Regions from separate parts of the Mus musculus genome. Here region 2 is linked to region 1. A link is a loop called in an ENCODE intact Hi-C map of the cell type or tissue named here. Cell type or tissue: gastrocnemius. All regions are shown on one strand. Links, peaks and the distances in the headings refer to the core of each region. The heading gives the core; the rest is flanking DNA.

Region 1 (8,562 bases), core at 154-8,153:
AGAGTCCTTAAACTGCATTTGGTTAATACAGTAGCATGTGTGGAACTTGTGTTAGAATAAGAGAGAGCCAAAAGTGGGTGTGGATGAGTCGGAATTGCCTGAGTGGCTCTGACTAGGTTGGGATGACACTGTGGCTTCTTTATATTACTGTCTACTGTTTGGTGAATGTTGATACAGTTTGGCTGTTTTTTTGTAACTAGCAGGAGAGATTGGGCAGAATTCTGAAAGCATATCACTAAAGCACATCAGTCTCTGGCTAGAGAGGAGTTCAGATTCAGGAAGACATCAAGCTCTTGTAGGAAAGCTCCTCTTTGTACCCTTTCGTCTATCTGTGCAGTAGGGGCAGGAGTCGATTCTCAATCCTGTTCTTTCTGGTTCTCCTTTCAGCCATGGTGTGAGGCTTGAACCAGCCCAGCTTTTCTTACCACTGCACCCCTCCAGGCCAGCCAGAATGCATTTGGTAAATGTCTGGCTGAACTGGAATATCGCTGGGCGCCCTCCGGAAGAAGCACAGCCCATCTTGACTTCAGCAGCCTGAGACTCCTGTTCACCAGGCTCCACTCAGACACATATCAGCACATACATGCAAGACCTAGGACCAAAGGTCTGGATGGAGGAGAGTACTCAGCAGCCCATTTCTAGTGAGCGAGGGACTAGAGACACGTCACCAGAACTGTTTGAAATATATAGCAACCTGGAATCTTGTGGATGTCAAAAATAAAATGTCTCTGTGGTCTCCTCTTTGTTCTGAACTGTGCTTTCTCTGGGACACCCTTTCCCATATGTTTTCCTCTATTCTGTCACCCTGGTCTGCACCATCATTTCAAGATCTTCATGGTTTGGCAACCAAGCCGTCCCTGGGCAAGAACTCACGGGAAGAAATAGCAATGAGATGCGATGCTGCTTGGTTTCTATCACATTGGTAGGATGTTTTAAATGATTGTGCTGAGTGTTTATAAAGGTTCTGTAAGAAAGGATCGTCATGTCCTGATGGTTGGAACACGGATAAATATGTAACCCCTTTAATGAAGGGCATCTTGTCAGTTGGTATCTGAGGCTTTTAAAATATAGATATCGCTCACCATAGTAATTCTACTTCTGGGAATTTATCCTACAGGAATTAGATATGCATAGAACTCGTGTGTGAGAATGTTCCTGATGGAACTATTGCAGAAAAAAAAATTATAAATAACCTAAATATCCAAAAGCAAAGGACTATTTAACTCATGTAGAAGACATATAGTAAACTTCTAGAGACATTAAAAATGTCTTATTAGCATATTTAAAACATAGAAAAATGTTCATGCTGTGTCAAACGAAAAAGCACATATCATCTGATGCCAATCTTTTAAAGGCATAGAAAGAACAGACACCAAAGAACTTTCAGAGACTTTGGAGTAGTAAAAATACGTGCAGTTTCAATTCTCTTCTCTCTACTTTTCCAAAAACATCACCAATTAATTTTTAATCAGAGAAACAAGTCATCTTGATCACAAAAACACAAACATTGCAGCCAGGAGCCTAGCATGGCTGTCCTGAGAGGTTTTACCCAGCAGCTGACTGAGACAGATGCAGATACTCATAGCCAAGCACTGGACTGAGGCGGAGATCCCTATGGAAGAGATATGGGAAGGACAGAAGGACGTATAGCAACCCCATAGGAAGACAGACAGTGTCGCCAGGCGTGGTGGCGCAGGCCTTTAACCCCAGCACTCGGGAGTCAGAGGCAGGCGGATTTCTGAGTTCGAGGCCAGCCTGTGAGTTCCAGGACCGCCAGGGCTACACAGAGAAACCCTCTCTCAAAAAACAAACAAACAAAAAAGAAGACTGACAGTGTCAACTAACCCGGACCCTCTGGGAGCTCCCAGAGACTAAGCCACCAACCAAAGAGCAAACACGGGTTTGTCTAAGGCCTCCCCTTCCGCCCTGCCCCCACACATGCATAACAGAGGACTGCCTTGTCTAGCCTTAGTGGAAGAGGATGTCCTAATCCTGTAGAGACTTGATGAGGGGAGGGGTAATCTTTCAGAGGCAAAGAGAAGGGGAGATGGGGGGGGGATCTCTGAGGTGGGACCAGGAGTGGGGGAACATTTGGGATGTAAATTAATTAATCATACATAAATAAATAATAAAACCACAAGCACTTATTATGGTGGTTTCTGTGCAAATTCTCATTTAGTCCAAGGAAACACAAGTCCAACCAAAACATGGCTTCTTCTCTAGAAAAAGAGCCAGGCAGTGGGCTGAGGAAAGGTGAATCTACCTCTCCGTAGAAAAAATGCCTGAAAAAAATGCTTTTGATTATGTCAGCTCTAAGCCTGTAACTTTCAATGGAAACATTTCTTAGATGATTTTTCTTCACAGCTAGGGAATTTTTAGTTGCCCTGTCCTGGCCAACTTCACCCTTTCAGAGTCTTGTATCAATCTAGCCACACCTATCATTCATTCCTCAGGCACAAAAGCTAGCTGTTTGGATGACAGAGACCATTATGAAGGGAGAAGATCATGTCCTCTTGGTGAGTGAGCATCATTCCTGTGATACTCCTGTGTTTCTAGGGTGGAATGTTCCCCGACAAGTGTGCGTGGCTACCTAATAAATAAATTCTATTGCCTTTGAATTTCTCTGGAGAAGAGAATATTATACTTACTACAGCCTCCTTGTCCCCATCTGGGTGCTATAGGGGGTGAGTACTGATACCAATTTTGAAATGACATCAGACTTGCAGCTCATACACCTGACAGAATCCACCATAAATCTCTACAGGAGTGGGTTGTTCATCGAGTACTTTGTTTGGTTTCTGTTTTCCAAAGCTTTTTTTTTTCCTTCCTAAAATAAACTTCCCCACCCTTTCCGAGAGCAAAACTGCTCATTCTGCTAACTGGGTCACTTGCCAGAAAGTCAAGATTCTGTCTGTCTTTTCTCTGGCCTTGTGTAGGGCCAAACTCCAGTGAGTTGGGCTGTAATGATTTGTCAAGGTTTTCTATTAATGTTGGCTCCTACAAAGTCCCTATTCAGTGTTCTTTTGCACTCACCCAGCTCCTCTACCTCAGAAGGCAAACTTCCGGAGTCTTTGGAAAGTCAGAGGTAGTCCCTAGCCTAAGCTGACACCTGAAGCCCTGAGCAAGGGGGAGCTCAAGTCCATGGCTGCCATCTTTTGCTGAAGCAAGGAGCAAGGGAGAAACACTTTAAGTGGATCCCCCGATTTAGCATCCTTGATCACCCAGGTAGTTCCCTTAATAATGGGTCAAACACCCAACTGTAAAGACAACCATGGTAGAAATTTAATATCACTCATTTGTATGAGTTTACCTAAGGTTCAGTTAACTGATCCAGAGGAAGAAATTAAAGAAATATTAGTCAAGAGGCAGGAAGGGAACAGTGTTCTTTTGGAAATTGGGGGCTGCGAGCAATCAGACAAATTCATGGTGATTATTTACTTATTAACAGACACAAGAATATGATAAGCACGTGGATCTAATACGTGGATCTAACAGATATATCTAAGTATAAAATATATGGAGAGAAGTAGAAAGTGCAGAATACACTACTTGATAAACATGAATAAACCTGCAAACACTTTGCTCAAGAACTCTCTTCATATTTTGCTTCCTTCAAAATATTTTGTGTTTAGATCCAACATCTTTTGCATAACATTGTATCCATGCTATTATATATTTCAGTAGCCAGTCATTCTCAAAGATGTATACAATTTCATGTTGTGAATAAGCCACCACTAAACTCCTGGTTCCTCTGGTAGTGGTTAGTCACACAGTTGCCAGTTTAGGGCTTCAAACAATTATGCTGCTGTGGACCTTTGTAGTACATGCCTCCTAGCGACTTCAGATACACATTTCTGTTGGGTGCATAGTAGGCATGCAACTGATGGACCACACTTAATACAAACACCCACCCTTAATAGACCCTGACAAACACTTCCCCAGTGTTTATCCCTAGTAATACTCCACCAGCAGCACCAATTTGCTTAGCTTTGGTTTTGTTGTGGTGGTTTTATCTTGTTTTGTTTTGTTTTTGCATGATATTTATGAGTCCAAGCTCTGCAAAGAACCTCTTAACCAGCTCTGTGAATTGGTGTGTGTTGCATATCCTCCAGGAATCTCAACCTTGGTATCTTTATGGTGGATAAGGATTAAAGGTTTTGACTTCGGATGCTCTGAGAACTGAATGGCATAGGTGCTTCACTTAGTACTACATCTGGCTAAGTACAATAGTCCATCTGCTCATTGTTATCCAGTAGTCACACCCTATGTAGCAGGGACACTGATGGAGGAAGAAATGGGTTCAGTCTGGGAGCAGCTCTATTCATCATTTCTGGAATTTCCAATTTCTGTCTGCTTAAGCCAGACCACAAATTCCCAGCAGAGTGAAAGGCTGAGTTTCCTCTAGGTAAGGTAAAGACCGAAAAGAACTTTTCTTTTTGAATGTGCACACAGGGAGTTCTTGTTAAAGGCTCTCTCTCTCTCTCTCTCTCTCTCTCTCTCTCTCTCTCTCTCTCTCACACACACACACACACACACACACACACACACACACACACACACACACACACACAATGTAGCCAGGTATACACTAGCTGAAAATACAACAGTTCAGGGCCTTAAGAAACGCACTATCCAGTTCTGTTCACCACAGAACTTTGGGGGACTCTGAAGTCCCTTCCTCTTACCCTTTGCTCTCTTAAGTTGCTTAACTCCTGCTCTTAGTTCTTAACGCTAATACTTTTGGGCAGGCTTCACCAAGGAGTTTAACCAGCTGCCAAGTTAAATAACTGGGAGGATCCTAAGCCATCTTCCCAGGGTGCAAATCCACATCTTCTGTCTACACTAGGCCCATCACTCACCAAAGCGCCTTTTTATTTCATGTGTTTGTGCACATATATATTGCATTTAAAATACATTATAGTTGCTGTTTATAAATAACTTCTTTCAGATTGCATACCAAAATTGAGTCTTAAGAAAACTCAGGTGTAAAGGAACGCTCCTTCACGTCACCCGGAAAAATGGCATGTCCGCTTACAAAATGCTGTGCCAAGTATTGGATTAGATTCCTAATCAAATGCCATTTCTAGAATGTCGATAGAATATACACACACATGCATATACACGATATGCATGCATATGCATATATACGATATGCATATATATGTTTGTGATTATATATGCATTTAGGGCAGAGAAGAGAGTGCATCAACCCTGCAAGGGTAGAGACTACAGATCTGCACTCTGGGGAGATTCCCTCTGTCCTAGGAGTGTCTACACTGCTCAGATTTCTGAAGAAAAGAGAGTGTCCTCCGCTGTGATCACCCAGTTGTTAGAAGAATCCTGGAAATCCACATATAGGTTTGTATCACCGCCCCACCCCCACTATCTGCCTCAGGCTGAAGGCCTGGAGACTCCTGGTCTAAAGGTGAAACTGTCTGTTGGTACATTGAAATTTGCCAGTCCTTGAAAGCTAGGAATGCTGCTAAACATCTGCTTGGTGCAGAGGGCCAGGCTTTGTGCTATTCAAGCTCAGCACCGTAGCACCCAAAGGTTGCGAGCAGATAAAGACCGCAACCAGCCCATCTATCTTGGTAGTCTAGGCCTGGGACTGTGCGATACCTGGAACCGGACAGCTCTCCAGGCACACGCGCCCTGCCTTGTTGGGCCAGGGTATCTGAGGCTCTTTGTCTCTCCACACAGAAAATAACGCTCACCAAAAGCGGAGGCCCCTGTGTCTTGAACAGCCTCGCGCACCGGCAAGGCTGTTCAAATGTTTTCAGTAGGATGTTTCCTGGGGTGGAAAGGAGGATAGCAGATCAATTTCTCTTCAAAAGTTAATGAATTTTAAGCAGCGGCTAAAGGTGGTTCCTACGTAAATCATATTTTAAATGGAAGGGAATGAAGGGAAGAGAGAGGAGTGAGGAAATAGGGAGAGAAACGCTGAAAGATTTTTAAGGTTTGGGTTTGCTCCCCCAACCACCCCTAAATAAATCTGGGAGGGGAACAGTGACTGCACCAAATTTGCTCAGCGTTTCCCCAAACTAAGACGCCCCCCCCCCCACACACACACAGTGTGCTGCCCCGAGTGAGATAGCTTATGATGATCTATTATGTTTTGCAGTCATTGTAGGCAATAATATTAACAATAATTTTAAAAATTAAAACCAATTGACACCAGTCACCTAGGCTAGAACTGCAGCACCTTTTCGGAGTTGGGAGTCAAAATGCCTGCTTTTCTTTCCGGGTGCCAGAAGCGGTGCGAACGTGTGAGCTTCTATACAAGAAAGGGATTTTCCTCTGAGGTTGTCTGCATTCCGGGAAGGCATCTGCTAAGTAATTTGTCTTAAAGTGTGGGCGATTTCTGGAACTGATTTTTTTTTCTTACACAGAAGTCATTATTACAGTGGTTCAAGTTAGTGACCATATAATGGCCAGAGGGAAGGGGCAGAGAGACAAGCAAAACCCCGATGTGGCCACTCATATTTAATATGCTTCCTACAAAAGAAGCTCCTGTAAAATCAATAGGCAGCCGCCAGCTGTGCTTAAGCCTGCGATTTCAATTAGAGCACTGTGTTCGGTCTTTGGAGTTGGGCACACATCTCCACTCAGTGGTGTGCGCATTGCATAGTTCGGCCCTGGTGTGGTATCACATGGCCTGAGATTACACAGGTCCAGGCTAGGACAGGGCCCACAGAGCAAGAGAGATGCTGGGCTACGGGACTGGGTTGTGAAAAACAGGAAGTGTTGGGATCCAGAGGCACTTCAGGCTTCACTTGGTTTGCTTAGTAGTCCGAAGCCAAGACCAGATGGCAAAGAAGCAAGAGTCTTGTTTTTGCACCAACCTGGAGCTGAGGCCTACCACTGGGCAAGACCCTGTTGATCAAAAGGCTGTGCTTGATAGACAGTGGGTCTCTTGATTGCCCCACACACACCACCACCACCACCGTGAATTCTGTCCCTGGGACTATGAGAGTGATGTCTCCTTGTAGGCTTCTCTTGGGCAGGTGTCTGCTGCCCATCTCTCAGTCTCTTGCTCTCTTAGCACCAGTCCATCCTGGATTGGCAGTGCAGCCTGTGGCCTGTTGGGATTTGAAAACCCAGAAAGTCACCCCTTCCTGAGAAACTGTTTTAGAGGAAAGGTTTTTAAAGTAAGAAGTTTCCCAAAACTGTTTTTTTTTTTTCTGGCACACAACAACATGCTTTGAGAGATCAGCTTATATCTCCAGTAGACCACTTGTGGAGTTATTTGGGAACCCTCCCTACACTGAAAACCTGTAGGTTAAAAAGGTCACCCCTAATCTCACAGACCTCTCTCCACCAAATCTCTAAAATTCTGAAAGTTGAATTTCTATAGTTGTCTCAGCCTTCCTAAAAGGAAATTGGCCTTTTAAAAATCGGTGTGTCCTGGGAAAATAAATTTGGAGGAGGGGGCAAGGAATGGGGACCTCAGCACACCTTCCAGCACGCATGACTTTCCCCAGCCTTCTATTATCCTGCCTGAAATCATCTCGTTTACAGAAAATATTTGTTTGCACTATTAGTTGGTACTGGAGCTAATTACTCAATGTGTTAACGTGAAGTAATATGTATAAAAGTAGGATCAGTGTTTATTGTGTGGGTGAGCTGTTGAGCGGCGCTTGAATAAACTGCAATTAGGGTTAGATAGAGATTAATTAACATGTGAGTGGCAAGGTGTAAAATAGTTTCCAACCCTCCACTTCAATATAATCTGCAGGCAAGGGAAGAAGTTTGTGGAAGCTAATTAAATACTTTCATGAAAGCCAGTGTATTCACCCAACATTTGGAAAGAAAGGCACATTAGGGGCAACTTGTTTTTACCCAAATGTTTTCTTTCTGTGGAGGTAGTTCTGCTTTGTGATGGGAGAGAGAGAGAGAGAGAGAGAGAGAGAGAGAGAGAGAGAGAGAGAGAGAGAGATTAACAGAAAGCAGAAGGGATGGTAAAGCAGGCTCTTAGAAAGTCCTTGGAAGCCTATCAGCCTGATGGAGTGTTCAAACCAGCATGTCTTTCAGGTGCCGCGGAGATCCATAATTGCCCAATGTGGGGAAAGGGCTGGGGTGCAAGGCTGGTGGCAAGCAGGATTCCACAGGAAAGTCGGGATAGAAATTCAGGTTTTGAGGATGCAGGTGAACTGATATTATCTCAGTCAGTGCTGGGTGAGTGGTTTGCTTCAGATTTGGTGGGAGAGAAGGGTCATCTATAAGTTTGTCATTTACATAGAGATGGGGGACATTGGGTGTGGACTTACATCCCCCGTGGGAATGTCTTAAATTGAATGGGCGGTGTGAAAATATTCTTCTCCAGTTGGGCAGGACTCTAGCTTTGATACCTGGAAGTTTCAGCTTTGTGTGTGTGGTGGTGGATATTAAGGAGACAGACTCATAATTGCTGAATTTGAGGACAGTTTCAGAGTTTGGCAGGATGAGATTATTAGTCTATCATAGACCATTTCCACTGTCACTTCTCCTTGGAGATCTCTGTCTGTTGGCCCCCACCCCCACCCGTTCCCCAGCTATACTTTTCTTTTCTCTACCTGCTCCATC
Region 2 (8,562 bases), core at 312-8,311, 53 kb before region 1:
CACTGACAAATGATCCACCTTTCTACTACTTTTTTAAAAGTATAAATACAAGGAGGAATTTTTGTTTGAAGGTATTCCTGCCGAAGGCTGTGAGGCAAATGGTCTTTTGAGTGGCTCTTTGTATGGGAATTGCAATCAAATCTTCACTTGGAAGTTAAAAGGGAGCCTTATCTGGCACAGATGGGGAAAATGGACTTCCTAACTAGGAGAACACAAGCACATTCCAGCCCTCTGGGCTTTAGTGTGAACCGATAATTAAAAGAAATATTCCTAATATACTTTGCAGAAGCAAGTTCTGTTTTGGGGTGTTTGTGGTGGGGAGGTAGTGGTTTTCAAAAATTCACAAGTAGTAATAGTCCACTGAGCCAGCATCTATGGCAGCAGTAAATCTCTGAGAAACCACACACACGCACACATTACACATACAGAGTTTAATTTCAGATTGCCCCAATTTTCTTTTCCCAATACAATCTTTACTCTCCTCCTCTGAGTGGATGATTTTGCCACTCTAACCATGATAACTCTTCTATGCATTTCACCCTAACCTTATATAGAGAAAAAAAAATCACTCTTTTAAAAGCTTATTCAGACTTGAATTTCTTGGCCATTTACTTCCTTATTCTCCAAATAACCAGGTCCCCTAATTTACGGATTCTATCGGTGCTAAGCAACCTAACTGTGATACAAAAAAAAAAAAAAAAAGTTATTGAATCTGTCATGGATTTAAAACATTTGTCATTTAAAAACCCAGAGCTTCTCCAAAGCTTCATTACCATGCAGCTTCGGTAATTTAATTCAGTACTTACTGTTTTTCTATAATCTAGCGGCAAATCATCAGATTACCAACATGTTTGATTATTTTCGGCTTCTGTTTCCTCAAGCATGGTGTTTACTCCTTTGCATACATGCTCTGTTAAACTCTTGTGTCCAGTGAGATGAACTGGTAACGGGAATATCGAAGCAAAAGGGGTCTCATGAAAGCTGCCAGTCCACAGTTCTTATTACAGTGAACTAACGCTCTCTACCCCGCTCTCTAATGATAGGGTCCTGGGATGGCTTCCTAAACAATTGGCAGAAAACTATTGAGAAATACTTGTTGATCTGAGATATTTCTCTTCCAAATTGTTGCATTTTGATAAATGGCAGAAATGAATAATAGCAAATTAGCATTTTGAATGATGAAAAAATATAGATCTCTGAGATTGTTTGCGGTTTGGGGGTTGTTGGTTCTGACTGCCGTGTCTCTCCGGTTCTCTTCCTGCTGGCATCTGTCACTTGAGAAGCATGTTCTGAGACTCCTTGTTGTGTGTTTCCGTGTTTCCAGTCTTAGCTTTGTTTACCTGATAAATCCCCTGAGATCTTGTTCTTTGGTATCTTTTTCCACCCTCCCTATTACTTTGTGCACCCTTGCAGGAAGGCTGGATGGCTTTTGATATATGTTTGTGAGAAAAATTTGGAATTCTAGCTGGTCATGTATTGGCTTGTTTGATGTTGTAACAAGGTTGCTTGCCGGTGATTTCTGAGCTGGGCTTGTTCTTTTTTTCTCCTCTGCTTCATCGCTGTATTTTGGCTGGGAGCGGGGGTTTGTGGGAGATTGTCAGAGCAGCAGTGCGGGCTCTGTGTGTGATGCTCTGAATTGTGTATTTACTTTATTATATAACTTAAGAGCAGACTTTCCACATTAATCTCTACCATTTTAAAAAATCAAGCATTCTGTAGGATTTTGGAGAAATGCATTTAGATATAGTACTGCCTAAACAGATTTTTTTTCCAGTGAAAGTTTCCCTGTTTAGTAACATAGTTGCTTTATATATTCTTTCTATAAAGTACCAACATTATATATTCAATAATATATCTTTAAGACTGACTTCATCAATTTAAAATAATAGTCTGATGAAGACGAATCCCAGGACCATTCCCCATGGTACTTTTAGATGCCAAACAAACATTCTTATCTGCTTTTTTTATTTTTCAGGGAAAAAGAATGAAGCACAATTATACTGTTTTCACTTGCTGAAAAATAAGATTTTAATATTTAGACACAAAATATTCAGACATTTAAATGAAGTGAATATCATAATAAGTGTAGCAGTGGATTAAAATCATTTCAGAGGAGCTAAATTTTTAGAGGAAAATTGCATTAGTCTAAGATTCGAGAGGAAGCTTTGCCTCCTTGTCAATTATCGATGCTTTATAAAGAAAATAAAAAGCAGAGATCACAATAAGCTTTGTGTTCTGAAAGTAGCAGCTAAGGGAGGATGCTCAGGCTGGAGTAATAGCTTGCCTTTCCTCCGCCTTTGGTGATTAGTTCAGCATCTCCCTCAAAACAAAACAAAACAAAACAAAACAAAGGCGAGAGAGAGAGAGAGAGAGAGAGAGAGAGAGAGAGAGAGAGAAAGGAAGAAAGGGAGAAAGGAAGAAAGAAAGGAAGAAAGAAAGAGAGAGAAGGAAGGAAGAGAAGGAAGGAAGGGAGAGAGAGAGAAAGAAAGAAAGGTGCTTTCTGAAATTAGACATCAGATCAAGAGAAGCACCTAAGATTTCAAGGTCTAAGCAAAAATTAATTTATTTTCTTTCCTCCTTGTACTTCTTGAAGATACAGACTGAGAAGAAAATCGGGATTAAAAGAGATGTGCTTAGGGTGAATTCATCTGCTTAAACCTCGCAGGCTCAAAGATGAATGATTAAAAAGCCATCTCAAACTTGGCCGGAGTCCACGCTGCTGGTAATGCCGCATCCGCTCCAGCTTTCTCCTGCCGGCCCCGTGTCACTGTGAACCAGACCCAGGAACATTTGACTAGAGATGATACATGGATTATCTAGGTCAATTATACACTTAATCTGCCTTCTGGAGGATTAAGCATTTACAGATAGACTCTGCATTTGGCTTCTCCCTGGCAGTTATCAGATCAGGAAAAGGCCCCTTATCACACAGCCTTGTGCGAGCTTAATCAGGCAGTGTGGACAGATTCAGGGGCTCTGCCGCCTGGCATTCTCCGCCTTGCACAGATTCCCATTTGCTGTTCCATTTTCAAATCGAGTATTTGTTCACTTTACGTGGCAGCACAATAATTGGGTGTGAATATTTTCCTCTAAAACGGTAATTTGAAACATGAACCCTCTGCCTATTAAAATATGCTTCCTGGCTTTATATACGAATCTACTGATGACCTTGTTTTAATAGCCGTATTAAATTATAAGGGCCTGGTGCGTGAATGTATGTCAATCAAAATAGGAACCACGCCGCTGCAGGAAGTAAGGACTGAAGATGGGATCCAAGGAGAACGTTGTGTTACTAAATCTGTAAGGTAGGCCACCAACTTCCAGGTGAGGGAGCTGCTCTGAAAGCAGGCAGCAGGGAAAGGTGAGCAGGTCTCCAGGACAGAGTGTGCCATCCTAAACCCTGGGAGCCTGAGTTCTCTCTGCTTTAGCAGTAGCCGCCTTGAATACCCAGTATCTGGACTTCCAATGTGATGATGACAGGCACTGCTCCTAGACCATCAGATCAGATCTGCATGACATTAGAGGTTTTTAATCTCTTGGAGCCTTGGCTGATTCATCTAGGTAACAGGGATGATAATAAGAGGACCTTCCTCGGGGCATTTCGGGCATTTCGTTGTTAGGAGAGTGAGATGTCACCGCCAGGCGCAGCATCGGCAACTAAGGACTCATCCGGTAAGTGTTAGCTACCTCCCTCCTTATTCTCATCTTAACACTGGAACGAAAGCCCTTTCAAGACTGGTTTGTCTTGCTAAATGAAACTCCATACCTGTTCTGAGGACTGTGAGCACCTCTCTGGTGCTTAAGGTGGTAACCTCAAGCTTGCTTATATTCCTCCTTGTTTGGTAGCCTGGTTTTCTCTTACTTTTGCTAAAACATATTTCAGAAGCAGCCAGAGCAGTGTTAAGAATGATAGTTAGAATTAAGCCAGAATGGAATAGAAGCCTCTAGTTGCTTCTCTAAGCTCAGCCTAGTCTGTCAGGTCCCCTTACCCTCAACCCCTATTCCCACCCCAAACTCCACCCTTTGCCCCCACCCCCACCCCTGGGTAAACAAACAGACTTGTAATAGTTTAAAATTCAACTTCTGGTGGATGCCAGCCTTTGAACTAGAGCCTTGTACGCATTGGGCAAGTGCCCTACCGCTGAGTTGCATCCCCAACCTGGAGCAAACTTTATCATTGTGTCGGGAGCACCATCTGGCAAATCTTGTTCACTCAGGTGATTCAGAAATGAGCTGGCATCAAGCCCTGACAAACCTGTGGCCAATTAGAAAAACAGAACTCGGCCTCCAGGAAGGTTGTTTTAACAGGGACCTGAGAAAGAGGGGTAATAGATAACTCCTAATTGTTAGAACTAATTGTTAGAATACACGATGTGTATACTGTAAACATTTTGGAAACACAGCCAAGCAAAACTAAGAACATTGAGATGTCATGTTCCCAAAACCCAAGAATGGTGAACTGGATATTTATTCTTTTAATTTTTTCCTAATTAGATTCATTGTGTGTGTTTTTCCAAAAGAAGTAAGCAAGAATTGCTGTTTCAGTTGACAGTCTCTGAGTTCCATGCCAATAAGTGTTCACCTAATATGCTGTCTGTATTCAGACCTTCCCACTTGTCCCCTAATACTCTTTGTAAGAAGTTTGTGAGAACCAGGGTCCCATGCCAAGCAACATGTGTGGGCAAGGGTGTGATGTCACATACATTTCCTCTCAGCTAGCACTGGCCCTCTTTCCACGCTCCTGACTTGGTAGAGGGACCACCGTGCCAATTGCTTTGCAGACTCGAGGGGTTTATTACCATCTAAACATAGAACTCATTTGTTGAGAAGAAAAAAATCAAGCTGAATTCAACCAAGTAGTTCTTTTAAGCATAATTAGTAACTTAGCAGAAACCAGGTTTTTTTAAAAGCTGTTCTCTGCATATAAGGAGAATCTCTGAAGCTAGTTTTCAAAGTGGGGGTGCAGGGTAGGCAAACTGAAAGAGAACTGCAAAGGCCACCTTCCAAGTCAGCCAGGTAAGGAGAACAGGGCTGTTTTATGGGACACATACTTACACCTGGCCTGGATGAATGAATCTGTGCGGAGGGGATCAGCATGTGTATGTGCACATGTGTAGAGACCACGGGTCAGTATTTGATATCTTCCACAATGGCTCACCTCTTACTCTTTAAGATGTGGTCTCTGCTGACCCTGCAGCTCTCCAGCTCAGCCAGACTGTTAGCCAGTGAGCCTTGAGCCTCCGTTATCCTCACCCCTTTTCCCTCCCCACTATTGGAATCACACAAATCAGTAACAGCATACGTAGCCTTTTCATGTGGCTTCTGGGGTTGAGCTCACTTGCATAATAGCAAGCATGTGAGTCCCCTTCCTGCCCTGTGTTCCGGTATTTCTTAAGTTATTGTGACTGCTTGACTGAAGCATGGGCTTGGCAAATTTGACATACATGTGCACATATATACCATTAGGAAGACTTCTGAGTTAATTCTCAGGTTGTTGCTGATGTTATCAACCTAAAATGAAGTGTCTGTGTCAGTCTGATGCTGTACTTTTTTATACTTTCAGATCATATTTAAATTGAACTGTAACCTTATCGCTTCCATCTCTAGGGGACTATATATGTACAAACTGGAAAGTCGACTAACCGCCCAGTCAAGGAAGGGTACACAGTTGATTCTTTCACTACTTGGGGCTTTGAGCCCCAAAATAAATTCTGGTATTAAAATTTTGATCTGAGACAGGACTTAGAAGAGACAGAAAGGATACAGGAGTAGGCAGAGGAGAAGGAATGAGAAGAGAGTTTTTATACATGCCTCTCTCCTTAGGAATTAATTTTTCCTGTTACACAGAGACATACAACAGGTAAATGTGTGACTATGCATGTAATATGTGCTATACAAAAAACAGAACGTGACATATGCATTCTATCTTTAAAGGAAATGAGTTATAATTGCTTAAAAAGAATACTAACTACACATATTTAAATTATAAACCAATCCAGCTCATCTTCAAATTATCTACCCTCCCAGCCACCCAAAGACTCAGTGGCTTGGAGCTTACCTCCCGTTATGGACTTGTGCTTTGCACAGATTTGGTTGTATTCACTTCCCTTCTTGCCATGTGTGTAGTCTGGGCCAGGTCTTTAGCCAATGGAATAAGCTTCTGCTGGTAGATTTTTTTTTTAAGATGATAGAAGTAAGCTTTACTAAGATGGGGGTGAAAGGAGAAGATTGGAGGATGTTTTGATGCCTCTAGTTTCCTGTTGCAATTAATTGCTATGCAAATATAAGTCACCTCTTACTCTGGGACCTCCACAATAGACAATAACATAAAATAATAGTTATTAATTCCTTTGAAATTGGAATCTTAGCTATAGAAAGTTATTTATTTTTTGTTCTGGGGATGGTGCCCAGAGCCTTGTATGTGTGAGGCAAGTACTTTACCACTACCTACAGCCCAGCCTCACAGGCACATTTCTATCCCACCTGGACATGGGCATTCTTTTCTCTGTGCTGGGTGGCTTGAGGTTTAAGCAGGCTTGGACAAAGAAAAGATAGGAGACCATTTCTAGATTCAGATTAATTATATAAAATGGGAGATCTCTCTTCAAGGGGAATTGAGTGGTTTTTTTTTTCCTTGCTAGCACACTGACAGATTTACACTGCAGTAACATATCTTGAAATAGGTTTTCTAGGTCCAGCTACTTCCTTCCAAGGCTATCCATCCATTTAAATAAATCTTGCTTACTCTAGGGCAAATAAATCTTCTATAAAACCAACCTTTCTTTTTCTCTGGAGCCCGTGTGCTACCAAGGGTTTAACTGATTGTCTTTATGAGAACAGCTTTCTCTATTCCAGGAGACATTTGGTAAAGACAGTTAATTTGTTTTCTTTTCCAGAGGAGAATGTTCTATTAATCATCCTAAGAAGTTAGAATGATTTCTCTGTTACATTAGGGTCACAGTATCCGTGTTAACCTGACCTGCACAATACTTTTGAGTCTTAGAAAAGGTTTCTCTAATTTTCTTATGGCAGACTAGTGCCATGGAAGCTGGAAGTTACATTCCTAAGCATGTTACTCATGCACAACTGTGCATGTACATACACACACACACACACACACACACACACACACACACATGTTCATACACATGCACACACAAACACATGGAATATCCAAGGTACATTCTGTGGAACAAATATCATCACATTCTGTTAGAGTAGATAAGATATACTGTTAATATTTCTCATTGATTAACCAGTAAACTATTTCTGTCTCTGCTCCATAAAGGCTAAGGCTACTTTTTCAAGGTTTCAACTACTAGGCCCTAAGCCAGAGTTTTTACTCAAAGCTTGCTGCATTTTGTTATTCTTTGGGGTTTTGGGGTGGGGCGGGTTGTTTGGTGTTACCCTAGCAGAAACTTACATAGACCAGGCTGGCCTCTAAGTTGCAGCAATTCTTCTGTCTCTGCCACAGATATGAACCACCATACCACTCTCTAATTTTGTCCTTAATGATAGGTTATAAAATATTATCTCCAAGTTCCTGGCACTCCGACTATAGTCAGTGGTCCCCAGCATATCATCAATGAGATATTGTAGAAGCTGCATGGTATTAGCCTTAGACTTAGCTGCACTCAACCAGGATCCTCTGGCATTTCAAATATAAACCAAAGTTCAAAAGATACTAAGCAAACCCAGTGATTTCCAAACTTACTTGGAAGAAGTAAAACTAATATCAGTGATAGAATACTCAACTAGCATGCATGAATCTTACATACACATTAAGAAATAATTTTTAAAAAAGAACAAATGGGGGCTAGAGAGATGTCTCAGAGGTTAAAAGCACTGACTGCTCTTCCAGAGGTCCTGAGTTCAATTCCCAGCAACTACATGGTGGCTCACAACCATCTGTAATGGGATCCAATACCGTCTTCTGCTATGAGTGAAGACAGCTACAGTGTACTCACATACACAAATAAATAGATCTTAAAAAAAAAAACCAACGTAACTGCAGTTCAGTTTAAGCACCATTAGGACACACTCACACACAATACACATACTCACATGCACATACACACATACACATATGTATGTACAAATGCACACACACGCATACATACATACTCACATACATACACACGTACACACAGCTTTTAAACCAATATTTACCATTATTGCATGTATTGGCTCTGATATGTTCCATTCCACCTTTCAAAAATATTGATGATAACAAAATTTCACTTGAACAGGTTACATTCTTCAGTTTCTAAGACATTATTTAGAATGAAGTTTCTCATACTTGATCATATTGACATTTTGAGCTATGTAATTCTTTGTTGTGGGAACTATTCTATATTTTAAAGGATGAAGTCACATTGGTGATTTCTGCTTGAGATGCTAGCAGCAATCGCCATCCCCCAAACTGTGAAAACAAATGTCTCCAGGTAGGACTACATTTCCACCGGCAGGGCAAAATAAATCACTACTGTTTGTGAGCCACTGATCTGGAAGGAAAGAGGTCATACAGGATAACCTCTTAGAGGAAGGTCAACCTTCCCTCTG

What was found. A loop is a pair of places that touch in the nucleus more often than their neighbours do. Peaks named below come from ENCODE experiments on the same cell type or tissue, not always from the same donor. Only the 100,000 strongest peaks of a DNase experiment are listed, where the experiment ranks them.
Region 2: it touches region 1 in a loop (5-fold over the local background); 3 of 42 quality-filtered maps call a loop at or near these places.

What each region holds. Positions count from the first base shown.
Region 1 is chr14:12,347,619-12,356,180 of GRCm38, reverse strand. No RefSeq gene overlaps it. Among named protein-coding and RNA genes, the nearest start is that of Fezf2, 6.0 kb to the right of the region's middle. In gastrocnemius, for the core only: no CTCF peak of the experiment used is centred there; no DNase peak of the experiment used is centred there.
Region 2 is chr14:12,401,059-12,409,620 of GRCm38, reverse strand. The region is part of intron 29 of Cadps (Ca2+-dependent secretion activator); the gene reads left to right. Among named protein-coding and RNA genes, the nearest start is that of Fezf2, 59 kb to the right of the region's middle. In gastrocnemius, for the core only: no CTCF peak of the experiment used is centred there; DNase peaks (open chromatin) are centred at 2,719, 2,957 and 4,222.